2 separate regions of the Homo sapiens genome follow, and region 2 is linked to region 1. A link is a loop called in an ENCODE intact Hi-C map of the cell type or tissue named here. Cell type or tissue: PC-9. All regions are shown on one strand.

Region 1 (5,000 bases):
CTGGGACCTCCAACTGCCCCTGCTGCTGCTCCAGATGCTTCAGTTGTCCCTCCTGCTCCTCTAGGTGCTTCAGCTGCCCCACCTGCTGCTCCAGGTGCTCCACCTGCCTCTCCTGCTGCTCCAGCTGCCCCTCCTGCTGCACCAGATGCTTCAGCTGCCCCTCCTGCTGCACCAGGTGCTTCAGCTGCCCCTCCTCCTCCTCCAGGTGCTTTGGCTGCCCCTGCTGCTTCTCTAGCTGCTTCAGCTGCAGCACCTGCTGCTCTGGGAGCCCCAGCTGCCCTTCCTGGTGCTCCAGGTGCTCCAGCTGCCCCTCCTGCTGCTCCAGGTGCTTCAGCTGCCCCTCCTGCTCCTCCAGCTGCTCCAGTTGCCCCTCCTGCTGCTCCAGATGCTTAGGCTGCCCCTCCTGCTGCTCCAGGTGCTTCAGCTGCCCCATCTGCTGCTCTGGGAGCTCTGGCTGCTTCTCCTGCTGATCCAGGTGCTTCAGCTGCCCCTCCTGCTGTTCCAGGTACTTCAGCTGCCCCATCTGCTCCTCTGGGACCTCCAGCTGCCCCTCCTGGTGCTCCAGGTGCTTCAGCTGTCCCTCCTGCTGCTCAGAGAGCTCCAGCTGCCCCTCCTGCTGCTCAGAGAGCTCCAGCTGCCCCTCCTGCTGCTGTGGGAGCTCCAGCTGCCCCTCCTGCTGCTCTGGGAGCTCCAGCTGCCCCTCCTGCTGCTCTGGGAGCTCCAGCTGCCCCTCCTGCTGCTCTGGGAGCTCCAGCTGCCCCTCCTGCTGCTCTGGGAGCTCCAGCTGCCCCTCCTGCTGCTCTGGGAGCTCCAGCTGCCCCTCCTGCTGCTCCGGGTGCTTCAGCTGTCCCTCCTGCTGCTCTAGGTGCTTCAGGTGCCCCTCCTGCTGCTCTGGGAGCTCCAACAGTTGCTCTTTCTTCATTCCCAGTTGCTCATCTCTCTTGACTAGCTCTTGATCCAGTTGCTGGTCTAAGAGCTTCTTCTCTTCTTCCAGCTGTTTGTTTAGCTGCTGATCCCTTTGTGTTTTCTCCTGCTTAAGCTGCTGCTCTGGGTTTTCTGCTTTCTGATATTCCTCATGCTGTTCCCAGTGCTGTTGCTGCAGCTCCTGCTCCTGTGGCTCCTTCTGCTGTTGCTCACATTCTTGCTCAGGCAGTCCCTTTACAGCAGTCATGTGCTTTTCCTCTTGCTTTGATGGGACCTCCACTGGGAGCTCGACAGGCACCTTCTGGCATGGGGGAGGCAGTGGAGTTGGCTGTTTCATTTGCTCCTGATGGGTATTGACTGGAGGAGGAACAGTCTTGAGGAGCTCCTGACTGAGGGCAGGGGAGAGGGTCACTGGCAGTGTGTGTTGCTGGGACATCTTAGAAGCTACTGTCAACCTGAAAGACAGAAGAGGTCTGATGCACAGGCTGAAGGCAAAGGAAATAGATGAAACCTTGGGAATCTGCAGAAGTATCTGGTTTTTTAGCATCCCCTCTTCCCTTGGGCAGGGTACTGTTCTACCACCTCTGGACTATCATTTCCCAAAAGCAGCAGAGAGAGAAGGGTGGAAATGTGGAGGGGCAGAGAAAGGTCCTCCTAGGAGCCTCCTTGTTCCCAGGTGAGAGCCAACAAGGAGATCTGTCTGCAGGGCTGTTCTGCAAGGGTGGGTCAGGTGCCAGCTCACTGTCTGCTCTTGTCTAGTCCTTGTGTCCACCCTCATCGCTTCACTGACCAAGGAGCAGAGATGCGTTCTGGGATTATGTCACAGTGAGGAGTAAGGCCTTAGGGAATGAAATGTCTCTTGGAGAACACCAAGTCCTAGAAAACCAATAGGCCGTGCCAGAGAGGACCTAAGAGGTCATGGTGTGACCTCCAGACTGGAGCCACAGGACATGCTCTAGGCCTGAATCTCCCATTGGAATGCTGTGTGTTTCTGGGCATGTCACTTAGTCTCCTGGGATTTGGTTTTCCCCCCTGTAAAGCCAGCAGGTTGGCCTATTCAACCCCAGGGCTGCTTTCTCTCCTGACCTTCTGAGGTTTAGCTGCAGTCCTTGTGTCTGGGGTGGGGCTGCGGGAGCTGGAAGGTTGCTGAGAGTTGGAGGTTGTTCTTCCAAGTCTTATACTTCTAAGTTGAGTTTTCCTGTCCCAGCTCTGCCTAGGTTTCTCCAAATAGAAAGGTTTCCCCATTCTGCCATCCCTCTGTGCAGCATAGCCAAAAGGTAGAAGCTCTTCCCTGAACCTCTCCCTCCATAAAGAAGGCAAAATGATGGTCTGTCAAAACCCAAGAGGTTTAGGAAAGAAGTTGAATGCTATTCCCCTCCTCCCTTCCATAATTCTCTCTCACACACAAATCCAAAAATATGGTCACAAGAAAAGATGGGACATAGGATGATTACTCTCTGTTCTGCACTTCTGTGCCAAGGCACTTTTCTCTCAGTACTCTGACTCGAGTCCCCCTAGAATGAAAGTCCAGCTGAATCCAGCCCCAGAGTAATGCCCACCCCCACCCAGGCTGCCCACCCCCACCACATCGTATGCTGTTGGAGGTCCCGAGTCCCAACCCTGGTTCTACCATCCGACACTTACCAGACTCACAGTAAGGCTGAGGCAGAGGCTTTGGTGGAGTGCTGAGCTGAGCAGGAGTCAGGGCACTCTTTATATCATTCTGCAGCCTGGCCTCCCTCCAGGTTGAAGGTGATGGACAGGTTTCACCACTCTAGTTGGTCAACTTCCTCTAACCCCTTCCTGACTCACCACAGGCATCTTAAGCAGCAAACCCTTTAGGGCCCCATTTCCCAGGGACACACAGCTCCTGCCTGGCCAGAGGATTCTGGTAGCTCAACTATTCCTGTGATGCTTTTCTGACCTAGGCACAGGGAGCTGAGTGAGGCATCCTACTGTTTTGTGACCTTAGTCAAACTTCTGCTCTGAATCTCAATTTTTCCACTTTCAAAATGAGTTTGTTCTCATTATTAGGCCAAAAGATTCACTTTCAAGGGCATGAAATGGAAAGTTATGTGTCTTTCGGGGATGTCCAGGCTGGGTTATATGTTTGAAGATAGAGTCACTTCCCATGAAGGGGTGGTATTTCTGGGGTGTTCTCTTGGGCCACAAGCCCTTCCTCTCTCAGAATATATTTTTTAACTCCATCCTATGTGGAAATAAACTCTGTCTTTGGTGGAGGGAGTTTGACTTTAGGCCAAGTAGAGTCAAGTAGAAGGCTTCTAGGAGTCCTCTGCTGCTGCCACTTGCTGCCCAGCCTCTATGCCCGAGGCTGCAGTTAGAGAAGTTCTCAGGAATGCCATGCTCATAAGAACTCCAAAGCACGGCCCACTCTAGGCAAGGAAACAAGATTGAATCTACACAATATAAAAATAAGTATTGCTTTTTATAATGACAAACCAAACTACTTTCTTAAGTACTTTTTTAAATGCATGAAGGTATAAAGATCAGAATCAAATCATCCATTTCCTGTTGTAAATCATACTCTAGAAATAGCTTAAGAAATCTTTCAGAGTGGGGATTTGAGCACATCTCTCCCCCGTGCCAACAGTGCACCAGCACACTTGAAATAACATTCAAACTCACTGCCGTGGTTTAAAAGACCCTGGGTACCTGGCTTCTGCCTTCTTCTGGGGCCCCAATTCATGTCAATCTCTCCCTGAGAGGTATATTCTTACCTCACTGAGGGCCTTCGGTTCCTGAGATGAGCCCAGAGCTCTCCACCTGGGGGCTTGGCACCTGCTCTCCTTCTGCCCACCGGCCCCTCCCCAGGTCTCTGGTTCTTTTATGCCTTTCAGCTTCAGTGTCAATGTTGGGGTCTGTCAGAGATCCTTCTCTGTGTACCATATCTAAAGGATTGGTACTTAATTTCACTTATAACAATCTAGAGTAATTTATTTGCATTTGTTCACTTGCTTATTGTCTATCTTTCCCACTGGAAAATAAGCTAAGAGCAGCGTATACCTGGTATGTTTTCCACTATACCCCTAGAACCTATCAAAACTACTGCATATAATATGTGCTCTACAAGTATTCATTGAAGAACAGTGAATTTTACGACCCGAAAATAATGACTATTAAACATTTCAGTGTTGATCAATGTTTATATGTGTGTGTCTGTATGTGTGTGTAAAAACCAAACTGATTTATTTCTTCCCTTTCTTTTTAATGGTTGGCTAATAACTTATTATATGGACATCATTCATTTACACTCTCTTTTTTACAATCTAATCCAAAAAGAAGGAATTATAAAGACAATACTCAGTGGGGCTAATTTTGAGAAGTGTCCTGATTCCCCATAGTTTTCCTGACAGGCACATTTCTCTTAGCCCCAAGTAAATCTATTTAAAGCACTAATTTTGTCATGTTCCTGGATCATGCCTAAAAAGACAGAGGGAGGACTCACAAGGCACCCTTGGTTTCTGCAGTGCTATCCCCTCCTCATGACCTCTCTGTTCCCTGAGCCCACCCAGGGACCTCACATTCTTTTTCCCATAGAACAGGGACTGTGCCATTTTCTGGGGCAGAGGAAGCACAGCCCACTCTGCCCTGAAGAACTAATCAAGCATCCTTACTTTGGCGCTGATGCCCTTGTGCTCTGCTGCTGACTTCATCTGGGGGGAATCTGCCTCTTCCCAGCCCGTGACAGTCAGTCTGGGGCAGCAGACTCAGATCAAGGAAGTCACACCGGTCTTATGGGTTAGCAGGGGCTCAGTATCTGCCAGATCTGCCTCCCGCCCTCTGACTCACGGCATAATAAGAGCCTTAAGGAGAAGATGGTATGTGTGAGCCTTTGACTGCTGGGCAAAGCTAGGGTGTGGGAAAGAGGGCAGTGGATACAGCTGAGGGAGTGTTTGTGTGTGTGTGTATGCAAGGGAGGGGTTGGGGAAACCTCAACATTCTAGGGCTGAGAAGTCCCTTATTCTGCCCACAGGTTGCCCCATTTGGGAGACAGGCATTCACGTATATGGGAGAGGTTCTTTCACTGCCTATGTGAATGACCTCATAAGCTCCAG
Region 2 (5,000 bases), 210 kb before region 1:
TTAGATAACCTGATGGCTATGTGTCTAGGTGATGATCTTTTGGCAATCAACTTCTCAGGTGTTCTTTGAGCTTCTTGTATTTGCATGTCTAGATCTCTAGTAAGGCCAGGGGGGTTTTCCTGGATTATTCCCTCAAATATGTTTTCCAAATTTTTAGATTCCTCTTTTTCCTTGGGAGCACAAATTATTCTTAGGTTTGGTAATTTAACATAATCCCAAACTTCTTGAAGGCTGTGCTCATTTTTTAAAATTCTTTTTTCTTTCTGTTTGTTGGATTGGGTTAATTCAAAAGCCCTGTCTTTGAGCTCTGAAGTTCTTGCTTCTACTTGTTCAATTCTATTGCTGGGAATTTCCATTGTATTTTACATTTCTCTTAATGTGTCCTTCATTTCCAGAAGTTGTGATTGTTTTTTAATTATGCTATATGTTTCTCTGGAGATTTTTTAATCCATATCCTGTAACGCTTTACAAATTTCTTTAAGTTGGTATTCACCTGTCTCTGGTGCCTCCTTGAGTAGCTTAATAATCAAGCTTCTGAATTCTTTTTCTGGCAATTCAGAGATTTTTTTCTTGGTTTGTATCCATTGTTGGTGAGCTAGTGTGATCTTTTGGGGGTGTTAAAGAACCTTGTTTTGATATGTTACCAGAATTGTTTTGATTACTTCTCACTTGGGTAGATCATGTCAGAGGGAAGATCTGGAGCTCAAGGGCTGCTGTTCAGATTCTTTTGTCCCATGGGGTGCTGCCTTGATTTGGTGCTCTCCTACTTCCACTAGAGATGTGGCTTCCTGAGAGCCAAACTGCAGTGATTGTTATCTCTCTTCTAGATCTAGCCACCCAGCAGACCTACTGGGCTCCAGCCTGGTACTGGGGAGTGTCTGCAGGGTCCCGTAATGTGATCCACCTTCAGGTCTCTCAGCCATGGATACCAGCACTTGCTCTAGTGGAGGTAGCAGAGGAGTGAAGTAGACTCTGTGAGGGTCCTTACTTGTAGTTTTGTTTAGCATGCTGGTTTTGTGTTTTGTTGGCCTCCAAACAGGAGGTGGCACTTTCCAGACAGCATCAGCTGCAGTAGTATAGGGGAGATACAAGCTTGCCCCAGGGTTGCCTGGATTGTTACAGGAAGTCAGGGACCCCGAATGGAGGGACCGACTGAAGCCATGGCAGAATAACATAAATTGTGAAGATTTCATGGACATTTATTAGTTCCCCAAATTAATACTTTTATAATTTCTTACACCTGTCTTTACTGCAATCTCTGAACATAAATTGTGAAGATTTTGTGGACACTTATCACTTCCCCAATCAATACCCTTATGATTTCCTATGCCTGTCTTTAGTTTAATCTCTTAATCCTGTCATCTTTGTAAACTGAGGAGGATGTATGTTGCCTCAGGACCCTGTGATGATTGCGTTAACTGCACAAATGTTTTGTAGAGCATGTGTGTTTGAACAATATGAAATCTGGGCACCTTGAAAAAAGAACAGGATAACAGCAATGTTCAGGGAACAAGGGAGATAACCTTAAACTCTGGCTGCCTGTGAGCCAGGCGGAACAGAGCCATATTTCTCTCCTTTCAAACGCAAATAGGAGAAACATCGCTGAATTCTTTTTCTCAGCAAGGAACATCCCTGAGAAAGAGAATGCGTCCCTAAGGGGAGGCCTCTGTAATGGACGCTTTGGGATGGCTGTCTTTTATGGTTGTCGTTAAGGGGTGAAATAAGCCCCGGTCTCCCATAGCGCTCCCAGGCTTATCAGGACAAGGAAATTCCTGCCTAATAAATTTTGGTCAGACTGGTTGTCTGCTCTCAAACCCTGTCTCCTGATAAGATGTTATCAATGACAATGCATGCCCAAAACTTCATTAGCAATTTTAATTTTGCCCTGGTCCTGGGGGTCCTGTGATCTCACCCTACCTCCATTTGCCTTGTGATATTTTATTACCTTGTGAAGCATGTGATCTCTGTGACCCACACCCTATTCGTATACTCCCTCCCCTTTTGAAAATCCCTAATAAAAACTGGCTGGTTTTACAGCTCAGGGGGCATCACGGAACCTGCTGACATGTGATGTCTCCCCCAGATACCCAGCTTTAAAATTTCCCTCTTTTGTACTCTGTCCCTTTATTTCTCAGACAAGCTGACACTTAGGGAAAATAGAAAAGAACCTATGTGAAATATCTGGGGTGAATTTCCCCCGATACCAGATAAGTATTTCGTTTTCTCAGGCAGTGGGCAGGGCCAGAGAACTTCCAAGAGATTATGTCCTTTGTCTTCGGCTACCAGTGTGGGTAGGGAAAGACCATCAGGTTAGGGTAGGATTAGTCATGTCTTAGCTCACACTCTTCTTGGGTGAGGCTTGCTGCAGCTGCTGTGTGGGGATGAGGTGTGGTTCTCAGGCCAATGGAGTTATGTTCCCAGGGGTATTATGGCTGCCTCTGCTGTGTTGTACAGGTCACCAGGGAAGTGGGGGAAAGCCAGCAGTTACAGGCCTCATTCAGCTCCCATGCAGCCTGAAAAACTGGTCTCACTCACTCCCACTGTGCCTCCCTAATAGCACTGGGTTTACTTCCAGGCAGCAGGTGAGCAGGGCTGAGAATTTGCCTCTGGCTACAAGCCTTCCTGCTGAGAAAGTAAGCAGGGCTCTCAGGTTTCACACCTCCCTGTCTGCTGCAGCTGCTGTGCTCACATTCACCCCCTCCCCCGGGTTCCGTCCAGGAAACTTCATGTTCAGTTGAAATTGTTACAAAGTTCAGCTGGAAGTTTCCTTCTGTCTGTGGTCTTTCCCCACTTCCACTGGCAGCCCTCCTCAAGGACTCCTGTGAGACAAAGTCAGAAATGTCTTCCTTGGGGACTGAGAGTGTCCACAGGGCTCTTTCTGCTGCTTCCTCTCCCCTGTATTTCACTTGACTGTTTCTTTATTTGTAAAAAATTTCCCATGCCTTTTACATAATTTTTATTAGGATTTTTTTTCTTATTTATGTGTAGGAGTTGGTAGTATAGAAGAAAACTTTATTGAAGCAAATCTTCATTTTTCTTAATATGTTTATTAGCTCTAATGGGGATTTTGGGATAATATTTTAGAGTTTTTTTACATGCAAGATTATATTATCTGTCAACAGAAATATTTTATTTCTTCTTTTCCAACTTGGATGCCTTTTATTTTTTCTTACTTAATTGCACTGACTAGAACTTTCAATAGTATGTTGACTAGAAGTTGAGAAAGTGGGCATCCCCATCTTGTTTTTGATCTTAAAGGAAAAGCTTTTGATCTTTCACCAATAAGTTTGATGTTAGCAGGGCTTTTTCATATATGGCCTTTATCAGTTTGAAGAAGTTTCTTTCTATCTCTAGTTTATTGACTATTTTTTTTTTTTTTTTTTTTTTTTTGAGACGGAGTCTCGCTCTGTCGCACAGGCTGGAGTGCAGTGGTGGGATCTCGGCTCACTGCAAGCTCCGCCTCCCGGGTTCACGCCATTCTCCTGCCTCAGCCTCCCAAGCAGCTGGGACTACAGGTGCCCGCCACTACGCCTGGCTAATTTTTTGTATTTTTAGTAGAGACGGGGTTTCACCGTTTTAGACGGGATGGTCTTGATCTCCTGACCTCGTGATCCACCCGCCTCGGCCTCCCAAAGTGCTGGGATTACAGGCTTGAGCCACCGCGCCCGGCCTTTTTTGTTTGTTTTAAGACAGGGTCTTGTTCTATTGCCCAGGCTGGAGTGCAGTGGCACTATCTCAACTCACTGAAGTCTTGACCTCCTGGGCTCAAGCAATCCTCCCACCTCAGCCTCCTGAGTAGCAGAGACTACAAGTGTATGCCACCACCCCCTGGCTAATTTTTGTATTTTTGGTAAAGATGAGGTTTCACTATGTTGCCCAGGATGGTCTCAAAGTCCTGGCCTCAAACAATCCACCCACCTCAGTCTCCCAAAGGGCTGGGATTAAGACGTGAGCCATTGTGCCTGGCAGTTTTTTTTTTTAATTATGAAACAAGGTTGAATTTTATGAAATGCTCTTCCTGCACTGATTGAGAGGATCATCTTTTTTTTTTCTTCTGCTGATAATTTGGTATATCACCTTAATTGATTTTCTTATGCTGAGCAATTCCTGGATTGGGGAGTGAATCACAGTTGGTCATGTTGTATAATCCTTTTTAATTATGTTGCTAAATTTGGTGCATGAAATTTATTTGAGGATTTTTTGCATTAATGTTATGAGAAACATTGATCTGTAGTTTTCATTTCTTATAGTGTCTTTTTGTATCCAGGGAAGGCTGGTCTCAGAACAAGTCAGGAAATATTCCCTGCTTTGAGTTACAATTGATACATAATTCACCAGTAAATCTTTCTGCTTTAGATCTTTTTTCCTGTGAGGTTTTTGATTAGAGATTCAATCTTCTTACATGTTATAAGTCTATTCAGATTTTCTATTTCTTCATGATTTGGTTTGATAAATAGTGTATTTCTAAGAATTTGTTCATTTCAACTGGGTTATCCAATATGCTGACATAGAATTTTTCAGTCTTCTCTTAAAATCCTTTTCATTTCTGTAAAATCAGTTGTAAATTTCACACTTGCAAAATTTTTATTTATTTGAGTCTTACATCTGTTTTTCTCTTAATTTACCTAAAGATTTGTCAGTTTTGTTGACATTTTCAAATAAATAGCATTTAGTTTTGTTGATTTTCCCTATTGATTGCTTGTCCTTTGTTTTATGTATCTTCACTCTCTTCCCTCTTATTTACTTGCTTTGGGTTTATTATGCTTTACTTTTTAAAGTTCCTAAGATATAATATGAGGTTAATGATTTGAGGTGTTTGTTTTCATTAAAATATGCATGTGGTTATGGCTACAAATTTCCGTTAGCACTGTTTTGCTGCAACCCATAAGTTTTGGTATGACATGCTTTTGTTTTTAGTAGTCTCAAAGTATTTAATTTTCCCTGTGAATTCTTCTCTGACCCATTGATTGTTAAAGAGTGTGTTGTTTAATTTCTACAAA

The links. A loop is a pair of places that touch in the nucleus more often than their neighbours do. Peaks named below come from ENCODE experiments on the same cell type or tissue, not always from the same donor. Only the 100,000 strongest peaks of a DNase experiment are listed, where the experiment ranks them.
Region 2: a loop joins it to region 1, with 8 times the contacts of the local background. A loop is called at or near these places in 1 of 110 quality-filtered maps.

Annotation. Positions count from the first base shown.
Region 1 is chr1:152,906,158-152,911,157 of GRCh38, reverse strand. IVL (involucrin) reads right to left here and starts at 2,612. Exons shown (of 2, transcript NM_005547.4): 1 at 2,569-2,612; 2 at 1-1,379. The coding sequence starts at 1,360. RefSeq lists silencers at 1,372-2,572, 2,945-2,997, promoters at 2,618-2,852, 2,572-3,511, 1,372-5,000, enhancers at 2,732-3,011, 3,930-4,412, 4,701-4,752, 4,701-5,000, 4,563-5,000 and 1 more and a cis regulatory region at 2,766-3,262. In PC-9, no CTCF peak of the experiment used is centred here; DNase peaks (open chromatin) are centred at 1,947, 2,767, 3,257 and 4,727; H3K27ac peaks cover 2,894 bases.
Region 2 is chr1:153,120,654-153,125,653 of GRCh38, reverse strand. No RefSeq gene overlaps it. Among named protein-coding and RNA genes, the nearest start is that of SPRR2F, 9.6 kb to the right of the region's middle. RefSeq lists a silencer at 2,581-2,670 and an enhancer at 2,126-2,869. In PC-9, no CTCF peak of the experiment used is centred here; a DNase peak (open chromatin) is centred at 2,433; H3K4me3 peaks cover 961 bases; H3K27ac peaks cover 2,537 bases.